Regions from separate parts of the Homo sapiens genome. Here region 2 is linked to region 1. A link is an interaction called in ENCODE POLR2A ChIA-PET data of the cell type or tissue named here. Cell type or tissue: A673. All regions are shown on one strand. Links, peaks and the distances in the headings refer to the core of each region. The heading gives the core; the rest is flanking DNA.

The links. Peaks named below come from ENCODE experiments on the same cell type or tissue, not always from the same donor. Only the 100,000 strongest peaks of a DNase experiment are listed, where the experiment ranks them.
Region 2: POLR2A ChIA-PET joins it to region 1 with 11 read pairs; 2 of 35 experiments call an interaction of 5 or more read pairs at or near these places.

What each region holds. Positions count from the first base shown.
Region 1 is chr2:144,794,847-144,802,773 of GRCh38, forward strand. The region is part of intron 2 of TEX41 (testis expressed 41); the gene reads left to right. Among named protein-coding and RNA genes, the nearest start is that of LINC01966, 83 kb to the right of the region's middle. In A673, for the core only: no CTCF peak of the experiment used is centred there; no DNase peak of the experiment used is centred there.
Region 2 is chr2:144,311,137-144,319,063 of GRCh38, forward strand. All of the region lies in intron 1 of QTMAN (queuosine-tRNA mannosyltransferase), which reads right to left. Among named protein-coding and RNA genes, the nearest start is that of QTMAN, 17 kb to the right of the region's middle. In A673, for the core only: no CTCF peak of the experiment used is centred there; DNase peaks (open chromatin) are centred at 6,135 and 6,285; H3K27ac peaks cover 2,595 bases.

The DNA of each region.
Region 1 (7,927 bases), core at 1,226-6,225:
CCATTTTCTCAAAACATCGTTTGAGACCACGTTAACCATGCACACTAAGCTTATCTACTGCATCATAGTACAGTCACATACTTCATGCAAAATTATGTTTGACATTAAGTTATAAACCCTTAACGTAATAATAAAAAAATAAATAACCCTAAAAGCAAATTAAAAATATGTTTTCACTGGAGCAGGTTATTAGCGCACTGGAAACTTGATCTGTAGTAGTCAATCCATGGGCATGCTTCCATTTCTGGAGGGGTTTGAAATTTCTCTCTGTGCAGAGAAAAATCCCTAATTCATGAGAGGAAAATTAGCTAATAAAATAATTTTTTCCTCCTGAACTGCTCTGTTGATGAAAACATGTCCACTGCAATCATAGAAATGAGTGACTTTTCAAATAAAGTAGTTGGTGTTGCCATAAACAGAAGGATGGTAAGCCATTGCTTTTCTTTGCCAAGGGAAAGAGTAGCCAGCTGTGTCTAGCTTTTTTTTTCTACTGCAATATTTATATAAATAGGCATTTTTTTGGGACTGGAGTAGTCCAAATGAGAGGCCATCTAAGAGAGTCTGAGTTTCCTCTGAGTTTGTGCATTCTGAAGCCTCAGTCCTTAGTAAAAAATTTTCTAAAAATCCAGGAAAACAAAAAAGAAAACCCTTAAAATGATGAAAAAAAAAACAACTTCTACTTGATTACACCTGGTATTTCAACCATTGTGACTATTACCATGTCCCAAGTAGTTTTCTCATTTGTTGACACACCTGCAAATTATAGAGTTAGATTGTGATGGTGTTTAGTGAGTCCTAGGTTCTGATATGCAAATCCAGAAATTTATATTCTGGTTAAAGCACATTAATTCATTGCAGTCCTGGCTGCCCTTAAGCTGAGATTAAATTATTGCATAGGTATCTCCCATGATGAACCACAGTAACAACCATGCAATAATGACAAAATTTACGTCCAACTTATTTATTTACATGATTTTTCATTTGTTTTCATATGAGCAAAATGTTTGTCCTAGCTTACTTGTAGTAAAAATTAGTATTACTGTTCTCATAGTTAAAATATATTTTAATATCTATATAAATGTTGTATTCTTTTATAATGGGTATATTTAATGTAATGATAAGTAAAGTCCACGAATCAGACAGACTGGGTCTGTGAGGCAGATACAAGAGTACATTTTACCCAAGATAACATTTCAAAATGATTGCCAGGTAACCTGCAAAATTGTAATGTGTTGTGCTGCCAAATTCATTTTAGCATTGGGAATTAATTTTCTAACGTGTTTTTGGAAGAGGTGAATTAATTATTGCAGGCAATGTGATATCTTTGGAAGTTTGAAGTTAGACAGTGATTCAGATGAACATGGAATCAGTAATATAATTGGACTCAGTTCCTTTATCTTTCAAGGGCTCTTTTACATGACAACACAATATACACACTGCTCCAAGGGATACCTTTGGCACTTCTACAATTCCAATTTCTTTCCACACTCTCATTCATTGTTGATTCTTGGAACCTATGCAGGATAGAGGGGGATGGAGCACAGCTCTGTGTCCGTCTGCCTTCTTCAAGCAAGCTTCAAAGTCTCTTGTTTGTTCAAAGAACATTTGGAAAAGTTTTTCCAGAGAGAGCAATTGCTCTTCTTAGCTGGGAATGAAAAGCTTTGCTAGGCATTTCAGTGGGATTCCTGGCCCAAAAGGGGTCTGAAGGTGAACGGTACTCACCGGCGTGCTGGGATTGATCACGCACAGTCTCGTGGAGGAGTTGCACATTTAGGCTTGCCATGTGCCACGACATTCAACCAGGAGCTTGAGGCAGAATCAGGGGGTTTAAATCTGCTCTCACAGATGAGTTTAGAATGCTGTCAAGTAATACATGTTTGCTCTTGATATCAGAGATCCAAAAGACTATTTCAGCGGTGGAAAGAAGTCTCAGGCCCCTAGAAAAGAATAAAATGACATTAGCTTGTAAGGCAGTGTTAATCTGTCTCTGCTGGCAGTTACATTTCCTCAGTGTTTCCCTCCTTGCCTCAGTTTTTTCGTGTTTTTTTCCCACTAACAAATTATTTTCAGAGCAGAACTAGATCAGTAAACATATCGTATTAAAGTTTATCTGGTAATAATTGCTAAGAGGTTCACATTCTGTCATAAGTTTCTTTTTGTTTCCTCCTCTTTTCATATTAATGGGTGTAAAAGGAACTTCAGCTGGTAAGGCAGTGATCACAAAAAAAAAAGTAGTAGCTTAAATAGTGCAGATGGTTTTTTTGTGGGGGTCAACAGGCTTCCTCAGCTGCAAGTCCACGCTGTCAAAGGCTCATTGGTTATGAGTTAGCTGCGCTTATATTTTGGCCTTGGAGTTCCAGATTGAACATCTCTCCTCTGGCTGAGTTTTATTACCATGTAATAAAATAAAATCCAAGGTACTTAAACTCTTTTTAATGAGGACTACCAAAATATTTTTAAAGTTATCCTGTGGCTCTCCCTTTGTCCTGTCCATATTTTAATGAGACATGGAGAAAAAAAGAAAGAACGTTTCGACAAAGTCTATGTAACATTAATATAATGATGGGGGCATAAAAATTCCAGTAGACAGTCATTTTGTTTGTTTGAATGTGAAAGAAAATGACCAGGATTTTCTTTTTTCCTGCTGAATTGATTAGATTAACTAGGAAACACCTAGGCAAACAGCCTCAGAATTAAGGCAGTTACAGCTGGTTTCAAAAAGAAAACAAGATGACTTGCGTGCCACTTCTCTAGTTGCCCTTTTCTTTTCATTTACCTTAACTGTTTGTTTATTTTAATCTTGAATGTGGACCCCAACATTCTGTTAAAACAATAAGCAAACAACAAACCCAAATTGGCGCTTCTATTATAGTATTTTTTTTAAAGATTGTTTTTTTCAAACTGAGGAACTGACATTTTAAAGTGTAAGACTAAATTTATCTAGAACACAAGGTTCGAATGTGTTTTGCTGATATACTGACAAAACTATTGAATATATGTACAGAGAACCATAATGCTCATTTAAAAAGGACTGTAAGCAGCAAGTTTCTTTTTTGTTTATATCACTTTGACTATTTGACTACGTGGTTAATATTCTGTTGTAGTCTTCCTTTCTGCTATGAAAATAAAATAGACAACTAGAGCAATACCATGGCTAAATCACGGTAAAATTACTGCAACTGAATTGTTGAAGTGAATTTTTTTTTAATGACTTACTCTTGACTTTTTCAATGAGAAGCAATATGGTCTTCTCTTCAGGCATTCTGCATGTAGTTATTTGAAGTTGCACTAATTCTGTATCAGATAAAGAAAATTACACATATCTTCCCTAACCAACACACACAGCAGAGCACACTGGCTATGTCTCTTGCTAGCATATGGTGTTCATCATTAGCAGTAGCGGCAGCAGCCACCTCTTTTAGTTCACTGGTGGAAAATAGAGCTCCAACTCAAATCTCTGTCTGCTCGCCATAGCTCTTTCCAGTTAAATTGGTACCACAATCTGTATGGTTTCACCACTCCATTGGCAGTTTAATATAAACATCTGTTTCCAGTCTTTTATATCCTATCTGAGACTTATTCAGTCCCTCTGAGTTATCTGTCCTTTTCTCCTTCCCCATTTATTTCCCTTGACTTAGAAATGATATTATATTTTCCAATATTTCCTTGATCTTTTGCTCAGATGTGTGAATCATTAAATGTATTTAATTATCTTTTTTCTTTTCTTCTAAGCCTGTACTGTTTGTTTATAATCTCTTCTAGCCTTATGCATTATTAAGCTCTTTACCCTCACAGTTCAACTTTCCTTGAAAAAAGTAATGCGACTCCAGGTTTCTACGATGGAGGTCATTATTTCATTGTGATTGGCATCAAGATCAAACTGTGAAGAATCTGATTCAAGTTAATTGATTTTGTCTACTCTCCATCCATATTTTGCATTTACCACTGTAAAATGCAAAGATCTGAAGATTCTGGTGCTCAGGATTCATATTATTCTACTTTCTCTTTCATTAAATTTGTAATGTTGGAAAGTAAGGGTATTTCCTGAGAGGTAATAATCTCTGGTAGAAGCAGAGACCCTGAATCAAAGACAGTGGAGTCTTTTAATTCAACTGTTGGTTAAATGTCAGGAAATGTCCGGCCCAGAGGTCATTATTATTAAGTCAAATAGAACACTTTTATTTTCCTATCTCCTTTTTATTTTGGAAGCTGTTCATAAAGATTGATGCTGTGTAAGTCGCTAACTACAGGGAAATGGTGGAATTCTGTAAACAATTGGCAAGCAGAACTTTGTTCTTATTGTCCCATTAAGCTTAATATGAGGTGTTAAATTTAATGAAATGTGGTGAGTGAAGTGTTATTTTCCTATTGGTTACTGTAACAGTCATTAACAAGTAGGACACGACTAGTACTGAAAATAGAATACTGTATCCATGACAACATAGAGTTCAGCTTTTCCGTTTTCAGCAAATAGGGCAGCAATTACTTAATATTTCCTTGATTTATTAATTTCCTTATAAGTGGGAGTAACAAGAAGACTCTTGAACTGGGGATTTAATAATCCAAATTAGCCAAAGTTTTTTTGCTACATCATGTATGTAATTAGTCAATCATTTACATGTTCCCATGAACATTTGTTGAGATTCTAATGTATGGTAGACACTAAACATACAGAAATAAGTGAGACGTAGTTCCTGCCTACAAGTTGTTCATGGTCTAATTTATGCTGTGGTTTGCAAAGTGGTATCACCAGACAAGCAGCATGGGCATCACTGGGAGCTTGAGAGAAGTGCAGGTTTTCTGAGCCCATTCTGGACCTGCTCCATCAGACACATCGGGGTGAGGCCCACTGACCTGTGTTTGAGAACCACCAGTTGAGTGGAGAAATTAAACTCTTTTCAACTAATATCTTGCTTAATGTTCAAAATGAATATAAAAGAAGATACTTTCATTTAAGAGAGTTGTAATTCTTTCAGAGGTTCCACAGATATTTATTCTTTAGGTTTTTGGGCAAGAAACATAGGCCATGGACTAACTACACATGATTTACTAAAGCTTAAGGAAATAAAAATATTCCTAATGGAACCCTTACAAATTCCATGAGTCTTTGTTTTATCTCCTTAGTGAACGCATTGTCTCATGAATAGTAAAGAACCATCCTTAAAATAGAATTGCATAAGATACTTGAAGGAAGGACCACTGTTCTATTTATTTTACAGTCCTCGGTCTACCACAATGCTAGACAGATAAATGTTCCATAAATGCCCAGCCCACATATGGATTTAAACCCTGAAAAAGATTATTTAACCTCTCCACTTATATTTTTTCTTTTACAAAATGAGAGTGGAATTAAACATTGGGAGATAGGATGCTATCTCATGTCTCTTCCAATCTGAATATTTTATTATTCTATCTTTGGAAGTCTGTGTTTATTAATAAAGAGCTCTCTCTCTCTCTCACACACACGTGTATATAACTGATTTTACCTCATGTATTTATCCCCCCTATTGCTTATTAAATCTTGATTCTTAGTACAATTATATCTTGGTTTTTCAGTACACTCATGGCCTTGAATCTTCATCCACTCAGAGCTCCATGTGTATTCTTCCAAGCCATTGCTCTATACCCGGAACCGCCTTTTCTTGAACACACCACAGGATACCTCACCCATCTGTTCTGTGAAGCATTCCAATGACAATAACCACCTACCATTTTGTGCTATTATACAGTTATCTCCTTCCCCTTCATCCTGTTGGTATTGTGTATATTACTTAAGATGAGCACTCTAGTTCTTTATTTGCTTGTAAATTATAAGTGGTGGTGTGGTTTATAAACTCATGAAAATTATATTTCACTTGGGATGAAACTGGTAGAACCATTTATAATAACATCATGTTGTTATGTGGTATATATATTATATATAGGTATATATATACACCAATATGAAGAGTGAATTACATTGTAGGTAGGGTAATAGATTAGCTCAATTGTTTAGTATAACGTCAAGCTATTTGTGGTTCAGGTGTGAGCCCCATAGGACTAGTTACCTTACTATTTGCTATAGTTGAAAACTATAGCTCTACAATAAGCGGCTGTTTTAAGATGAAGATGGTGTTACACGTAGTATGGCAGAGACAGAGTGATATACTCTAAGGAACATTGTTCAGCTAATCAGACCTGGGTTCAAATTCCATCACCACTGTTTACTTGCTGTGTGCTTCCAAACAAACCCTGTAAATCTGTTTTCTAAAATAAAAAGTTATGAACACATAATCTCATGTTTTGGGATTGCTATGAAGGTTAAATAAAGTAAGGAATATTCGGGACAATCTATCACAGGGCCTGACACAAACTAGTTCAACATATGTCTTTGTCTGTAATCTAAATCTCTACCAAGAAATTTAAAAACTCGAATTGCTCCATGTGAATTTTACCCCAAGCTCTTGGTTTCAACATGCTGAAAAATTAACTCATTTTCCTCCCAAACCTCTTTCTCCTGTATTCTGTCATTGGATGAATGGCATTTCTACTCACACATTACATATCCAACCAAGCATTAATACCAAATGGTTTTTGCCTCTCATATTCATCCCTACAGTTAATTCCTTAATGAAGACTCAAAACACCTGCTTGGATCACAGTATAGTCTCTAAATCAGCCTCCCAGTTCTCACTCTAGGATGATGCAATTCATATTTCTTACACTGCTACCAGGGGTTGTTTTAAAATAAGAATCTTGATTGTATTATTCTCCTGTTTTAAACCATTCAGTGGTTATAACATTTTTAGATAAAAATGCGAACTTTCTGGCATGATATTATACACAATGCTCTCTTTAGTTTCAAAGATAACTATCCTTTCTCATACACTCTGACCTCTCTTGTTACTACCAAATATTTTACTATAGTTACCCTGAATAAATTACGTTTTGTCTTAATTTGGATTCTACTGAAAGCAGAGCCTGAGGCAAGGACTTGGTGGCAGGGAGTACATTTGGGTGGGTATATAAGGAAGTAGGACCAGAGATACAGGGTGTGTTTTTGTTAGCATGTGTTTTTGAAGTCCCTATAATGGGCAATAAGCCGTCATTCCTTGAAACATCTGAGAAACCTATAATACTCCCAGAATTGTCAGAAGGACAGAGGGCTGAGTCATTGATCCACCATTTCCTGTGCCTCACTGGTTGGTTGAAGAATGCCTTTGGCTGCATTTGTGCAGGAGCTAAATGGGCTTCCTGAGAAGTCCTTGAAATGGGAAATGCTTGAAGGGGATGCTAGCTCTGAGTTTGCACAGTACTGTGCAGCTATAGCAGAAATCACAGATGAGCCAAGGAACATGACACTGGGGGTCAGAGAGGGGGCTCCATTGTGCTCTGCCGCTGTGCTTTTGCATGAATAATTCTCATGTACCTAAAAAGTCTTCATTGCTGCTTCTTTTTCAAGTTTATATCGTTTACTCATACTTATCCTTCTCCTGGGATTTTTTTCCCCTGATCACAAGTATTATCTGAAAGTAATTCTTCTCTACATCCACATTATTTAGGATGCAGTGCTGCACCATCCACATATCACAATAAATGGCACTTGTTGTCTTACTTTTGTCCCTAGAATAAAAAGCACATTGAGTATGGGAAATGCTTGTCTTTCCTCTGGTTCATAGGACAATCAATGCCTGGATATTCTAGGACTCGAATCAGTGTTTGTTGGATAAATGAGGGCATACATGAATAGGAGAAAAATCTCCCAGTAATCATTTTAAAATGACATTTTTTATCATGTCATCTCTCTCATCAAAATTATCACTGACTCTACCCTCTCTACATGTAATGGCTAAATTATTTAACTTGGCTTCTCATGTCTATGATATAATCCCAAACTGCTTTTCTAACCTGACTGACCATTTCTCTCATTTTTTAATCTTTCACTCCA
Region 2 (7,927 bases), core at 1,795-6,794, 480 kb before region 1:
TAAGATAATAACATGAACAGACACATTCCTGGAGCCATAGCTATTTAAAAGTGACACTAGCATCAAGATACTCATTCTTATTCTAGAGAGAGCTTTAAAAAACAATCACTTGTTATGAAACTAATTGCTCTGCCAAGTGCTTCTTAGGATATGTAAAAATCATCATCTTCTCTACATTTTACTGTTTTAAATCAGGGAAAGTAATAGGCTTTGTGATTAGACTTAGAAGTTTGGTTTTGATGCTTATAACCATCCAGGTACTAAAGTGAGTAACGTTTCCAACTTGATAATGCACGCTATAGCTCATAAAGGAAGACACATTGCGCATCACTAGAGAACTGCAAAGATGACATAAAAATACCAAGATTCAACTGGAATTATAACATGGGCAAGCAAGCTTAATTGATGGTTGAAAGCATTATTTAAAAAGTAAAATTATCATTTTCCAGTGTGAATGAGAATTACTTCTCAGTCACCCATTTCCATGGCTTTGTTTATTCCCTCATGCCAGAATGCCTCTCTTCCTACTTGATATCCTTTTGTTCTTTCAAGATCCAGCCCAAAGTTGGCCTCCTCCACAGACTCCTCTGAACCCCAGTGGTATTCACTGTTCTTTCCAAATTCCCATAGTACTGCCACTTACACATTTAAAGTACCTATGTCATTCTGCCATGAATTAACTTCAGCTATTTACACTAAAGCAGAAGCTCCCTGAGGACAGAAAACACCACAGCCATCTTTGCCTTTCATGAAATGCCTAGAACAGTACCTTACATATTCTGTTTAAGCACTTACTAAAGGTTTATTCAACTGAACAAAAATCCTATTGAACTAAAAAACTGGTCAAGTGAACTGAACTCAATGGAATATATGCTTTCAAACATATTTCTCTGGATCTCACTTCCCCATCTCTCAAAACCCCAGATAAATTCCATTATTTCTCAGTCACTCTCAAGTGACTTCACAGCAGAGGGGTCATCAGTTACAGCAAGCAAAAAGGTGACCCTTCCATCTTTCATAGTCCCCTATTGTGGGAGTTACATTCTTTTTTTTTTTTTTTTTTTGAATAAAGACAAGAGTCTCACTATGTTGCCCAGGCTGGCCATAGACTCCTGGGCTCAAGTGATCCTCCTGCCTCAGCCTCCCAAAGTGCTGGAATTACAGGCATGCAGGCATGAGCCACTACACCCAGCTGGGAAATACACTCTTAGGCTAACCTCCCATTATCCCGCCCACAGTCCCTTCACATGGCAAGCAGCCCTCCTTGGCAGGATCCATCCAGATAACTCAAGTCTGGTTACCTCCCACCATGACCACTTGCACGACAAAAAAAGTCATGCCTTCTTAACCATACAAGATGGACACATGCAGACTCCTCTACCTACTGCTCTCTCACTCAACATGCCATCTCGACTGACGCCAGTCATTCTCCTCCCCTCCAGGAACAAGTCTATGTTCAAGTGTGCTCCCAACTCTCAGAAATGTTACGTGATATGGTTAGGCTTTGTGTCCCCACCCAAATCTCATTGTAATTGTAATCCCCAGGTGTCAAGGGAGGAACCCAGTGGGAGGTAACTGGATCACTGGGGTGGCTTCCCCCATGCTATTCTCATGATAGTGAGTGAGTTCTCCTGAGATCTGATGGTTTACAAGTGTTTGGCAAGTTCCTCCTTCACTCACCCTTCTCTCTCGCCAGCCACCATGTAAGATGTGCCTACTTCCCCTTCCACCATAACTGTAAGTTTCCTGAGGCCTCCCCAGCCATGCAGAACTGTGAGTCAATTAAACCTCTTTTCTTTATAAATTACCCAGTCTCAGGTATTTCTTTATAGCAGTGTGAAAATGGGACTATGATCACGTTTTCTCAAAAACTCTCTGGAAGGTGCCACTGCAGCACAAGGAAACAAGATTCTGCAGCTCATTAAACATCCAGACAAACTACATATCAATTTACACTTCTGGCAGACAAATCCAAATCCTGGGCTGGAAAAAAAAGGTCCATTTGGGGAGAAACAGGGAAATGTCACAAAACTAACTCCCCACTAGATTAACAGCTCCATCGGAATGACACTTTTAATCTCTCTTCTAATTTCTCCTATATGCGGGAAACAGGTGTTGAGGGTGAACCAAGTCTATTCTCTTTTACTAAGCCCCACATCCCTCTTTAGAAAGCAGGGTTACTTATTACCCTTTGGTTTCAGCTTTGGAGCTTTAGCAAAAATACTGAAACAAACAATTCCTAGTCATCATTCTATTATCAAAAGTGTATAATTCCCCTACATTTACCACTTACCTATTATGAGACCTCTCATTTTAAGCAACTCAATGTGAAATACAGATTTACAAAAAAATGAGGGGGAAAGCTACTGACTAAACATATCAAGGAAAAAGAAAAAAGGAGATTCTTCATCTGGTCATACAAATTTTACCTTAAAGATTAGTATTATTCATATTTAATTATATATACATTTCATGAAGAGCCAACTGTTTACAATGGAAAATGTCCACATTAGAATTTAGATTAAAACATGCTACCTGCAAAATGAAAATGAAAAATTCTGTGCAACCAACCAGGTCAATAACTGCATATCTACTTATCAATAATTTCATATATACTTAATCAATCTTATTATCATTAGAGTTTTTTTTTTTTAAATAGATATATCTTTAAAATATACTAGATTTCAGCTATTACATGAAGAATACTCCTACAGGCTCTCTGGCTTTGTAAAAATCATTTAGTACAAACCAATATTCTTGGTACAAAATACAGACATCTACAAACTTGAACTAACAATGCATGGTAGAAATGGGTATAACCATTTAGGAAAAGTTATACATATAAAGTTATATATATAATTATAAAATTAAAACATAGCAATCCTATCAAAGAATAATTTCACTCAGGTATTTAACACAGAGAAAATGGAATACATGTTCATAAAATGACTTATACAAAAATTCTGTTTATAGTGATATGATTTGCAAGAGCCAATAAATAGAAAAACAGTCAAATGCTCATTAACTGAAGAATGGTAAACAAATTACATAAAATAAAACACTGCTCAGCAACAAAACAGAATGAACCACTAATACATGCAACAACATGGATTAATCTCAAAAACATTATGTTGAGGAAAAGAAGTCAGATACAAAAGGGTATATACTCTATCATCTCATATATATGAAGCTCAAGAACAGGCTAACCTAATCTATGGAAATAGAAATCAGAACACTAGCTGTCTGTGGGGAGATGAGGAAAGGGAAGGCCTGATAGAAACAGTGCATTAAGGGGGCCAGACGCAGTGGCTGAAGCCTGTAATCCTAGCACTTTGGGAGGCCAAGGCTGGCGGATCATGAGGTCAGGAGATCGAGACCATCCTGGCTAACACAGTGAAACTCCGTCTCTACTAAAAAATACAAAAAATTAGCCGGGCATGGTGGTGGGCACCTGTAATCCCAGCTACTCAGGAGGCTGAGGCAGGAGAATGGCGTGAACCCGGGAGGCAAAGCTTGCAGTGAGTGGAGATAGTGCCACCGCACTCCAGCCTGGGTGACAGAGTAAGACTCCGTCTCAAATAAATAAATAAATAGAAACAGTGCGTAACGGAACTTTTAGGGATGATAAACTGTTCTATTTTTTGAAAGTGGGATAGTTAACATGGGTGTACACACATGTCAAAATTCACTTAAAAATTGGTTCACTTTATTGGACATAAATTATACTCCATAAAGTTAATTTTAATTTTTATGTATTTATTTATTTTGAGACAGGGTCTTGCTCTGTCGCCTAGGCTGGAGTGCAGTGGAGTGATCTCGGCTCACTGCAACCTCCACCTCCAGGGTTCAAGCGATCCTTGTGCCTCAGCTTCCCAAGTAGCTGGAATTACAGGCACGCACCACCATCCCCGGCTAATTTTGGTATTTTTAATAGAGATGGAGTTTCACCATTTTGGCCAGGCTGGTCTCAAACTCCGACCTCAGGTAATCCACCCGCTTCAGCCTCCCAAAGGGCTGAGATTACAGGCATGAGCCATCGCATCCGGCCCATAAAGTTAATTTTTAAAGTCACATCTGATACCTTACTTCTCGAGGATGGCAAGGATAGCCAGTTAAAGTGTAATCTCTTGCCCAAAAGCTGAAAATAATATGGATAATAATCATAACAAACTTATAGCCTAAGTCAGATTCTAAATCAGAAATCCAAGTCACCCAGTATCATAAGATACAAGGATAAGTCCAGCCTATAGAAATATCCATAAATGTTCCCAGAACAAATGGGAACAATCAGCATGTCTTTTCTTGGGAAGCCATTACCTGAACTAGCTGGTCACCTTTGACCACCATAAGATAGAAATACAACTTCATATTAAAGGTCACTTGTTCCTTCTTATCCAGTATTTTCTCTGTCTCCTGGCAGTCTTTGAGCAGCTCACTCACATATTTCAGTAACATCTATTTCTAAATCACTTTTCTGCTCTCTCTTTCCAAGTCGTCTCCCTCTTTGAGAAAAACTTTCTAGGACTATTGTACTCTTGAATAGCCCTCCTACTTCTCACCTCTGTCCAACTGTCTTATTTGTTTGCCTATGATCTGTTTGCCTTTTTACTTTTCTGTATTTTCAAACAATTAGAAAAGTATTTTTCACTCTAACATTTTGAGTTCATGATTTCATTCATTTTTACCTGTCCTGTCTTCATTACCACATCCCACACCAAGGTGCCACAGTACTCACATTTAAGCTCTGCCATGACACTATCACCTTGGCTGTGCTTTACTTCACTCCCCCTGGGGGACAAATAGCAAAGCCAAATATCCCACATCATTTTGCTCTATATCTCAAAAAACATAACCAGATCATCTGACTCCAACACCCTACTGCACAGTTGCCTTTTGTATTTAAAAATGCTAGCCTAGGCAACATGGCGAGACCTAATCTCTACAGAAACTAAAAAAATTAGCTGGGTATTATCACATGCCTGTGGTCCCAGCTTCTCATGAGGCTGGGACGAGAGGACTGCTTGAGCTCAGAGGTTGAGGCTGCAGTAAGCCATGTTCACATCACTGCACTCCAGCCTGGGCAGAGTGAAACCCTATCTCAAAAAAAAAAAACGCTGCTGCTAAGGCCTTGTTCCTAACCAAATGGGTCCTTTCCAAGAAGATGATATTTTGTTACAGAGCTGCATATATCTGCTTGTAAAGCCTGTAAACATTTACAGTTCTTATTTTAATGAGCTTCATGATACCATTATCCAGTTATCATCCCTGCATCCCAAAATGTTTGGTAGTCAGCTTTGTATCAGATGACTGCTTGAACCAGTCCTCTTTCAAGTACTTTTCTACAGATTCTATTTGGAGGTGATCCAATTCAGCTTATGATATATAGCAGTTTCTTTGGTAGCTCATGATCACCTGCCCTCCGTATATGAGTTTTGTACCATGGCATCACTTACACCTGAAAGTGCAGCTATACAATACTTTACTAATAATAAAGGCAACCCATTAGATGGTTGAGTTCTAGTGTCCAGATACAATATTCGCAAATATGTCACTGCTTCTCAAGAAGGCTCCAATGTCATTCTACAACACTAACATGAAGTCATTCGTGTTAAAAGCTGTTAATCTTAAAATCTCCCTACATGTATGCTGGCCTTTCAGATTTCTTTTCTATTCACTAATAACTTATCAGACAATCACCAGAAAGAAAAGGTCTCTGCACAAAATGAGCCACTAGCTGTATGATTCTCTATTTCAATTCTTACTCTAAGACTTTGTATACACCATTTAACTTGTTTCCTCATAAGGAAATTGGGATAGTTGCACCTGTTTCAAGATTTTGGAAAGACAGAATTTATGCAAAATGTCTTACTCAATGTCTGGCATACTGGAGACTTACTAAACAGTTCATAATGATAACAAGCCACTGTATTCCATTGATATACTTACTCTAGCACCCTTTTCAATCCAAAAATAGAGTGTTCATCTATGATCTTACTATCTATCACAACACATTTAGATCTCATTCTCCCTTTTATACTCCACTCATTTCCCAATGTCTGGAATAGCCTCACTTTCTCCATTCAAAAAATTACCTCTGACTCTCTTTAAAGAAAAGCATTTTAACCAGGGATTTTGAGGTTGGAGGGAAAGGTGGTTAGAAAGGGACCCATTTAAATAGTCACTGCTATACTAAAATGAATAAATTGGTATGCAACAAGATCTTCAAGGGGAAGGAAGGAAGGAAGGATGGAAGGAAGGAAGGAAGGAAGGAAGGAAGGAAGGAAGGAAGGAAGGAAGGGACAATAAAATGAATACAGCAATGTATACCTACTACACCCTTACCTTACATTAATTTTTCTCCAAAATGTTTTCTGGAGTCCACGAATGCCAGGATCACTGCCTTCCTCATATCCTATAAATATCACGACTAAATGGGTCCTTTGTAAAAAACACTGGAGAAAAAGATAAAACTGATGAATTCTCAAGGCTTTCCAAATCCCAATGTTTTGTCATTTCAGAAAGCAATTTATGAGAACTCATCAGACAAGGGAGTGGAGGAGAATAAAGCTAAATACTCTTCTGACCTGATACAAAACTAGTTTTAAACATCTGGATTTTTCTTCTTGATTATATTCAATAAATCAATTAATGGCTCAAGAACCATCTAAAAGATGCTTTTTTTTTGCAACTGTGTTCTCTAATTCAATTAAATGGCACTATGCACTCTAAAATGAACAACTTTTTTATACTCACTCTTATGAGATGGCTCTCAATTTTAATATAGACAGGTAAACTTAAAATAACTTCAAACTATCAATCTATATTTATGTATTCATTGGCATTATTATATTTTGAAAATGGTTTGCCTTAAAAGGAAAAACATAAACTGCAATCTACAGTGTTCTATTCATCGTCCCTTTCCCCTTATTGAAGGCCTCCAGAAAGGCCACAATGGACTTCTTAAATAGAATGGGATATCAATGTTAAAAACCACGTATTTCTTATTAAATTTACCTTATCTATAAGGTAAAAAGGTGCCTGCTGCTCTATTTAAATAAACACACACACACACACACACACACACACACACACACACAAATTGTGGTCCTTCCTAAAGTGACTTGTATTTGAAAATGGCAAAGCTTTCCAAATATTAATCACAGTAATTCCAAATTCAGTTCTCAAGGTAGTTCAATTATGGCACAATAAATGAATGATGGCATTTAATTCAAAATCTCTGAGTTTTAGAATCCAGAACATCCCTTTCATTCCAGATTCAAAAGAGTTTAAGGTATTCAAATGCTACAACACACCTGTCTTTCAGTTACAGGCATTGCTTCAATGAAAAAACAGCTTAAAAACCATGAAATGAAATCAATTCCACATAAAGCTATTGTAAGATTCTGATCTCTAATCTGACTTGTAAATTAGATGTGTGCAACTTCCACTATCCAGCAACCTGCAGATCTTTTTCCTAGCAGGATGGCGATGTTAGTTGCACTGCACTCTGACCAAAAACATGCAGTGGTGGCAGTGGCACACTGAAAAATTGAATAGTATATCCTTTGAATAAAGATTTCAAGGTAAGTCATGAAGGAAACTTTACTGTTTGTTGATGAACTGTATATGCTATATAAAAAGTAATCTATGGTTTATATCTAGGCTGTAGAGTTTTTGTTGAATGCTAAGATTTAAAAATGTTGAAGATTCACTGAGGGAAAAAAATGGGATTCAACATTGAGAGAATCCATGCACCTCATTTCCCAGCACTGCTTTCAAATACTCTATTACTGGTATAAATAGTATACCAAAAGTAAGGACTCTCAACCAAATAAAACATCAATTTGGTTCAGAGAATACTTTGATGTTCCAATTTCTTCTGATTCAATACTTCTAAAAAACAAAAATACATAGGTTTATTTTCAGT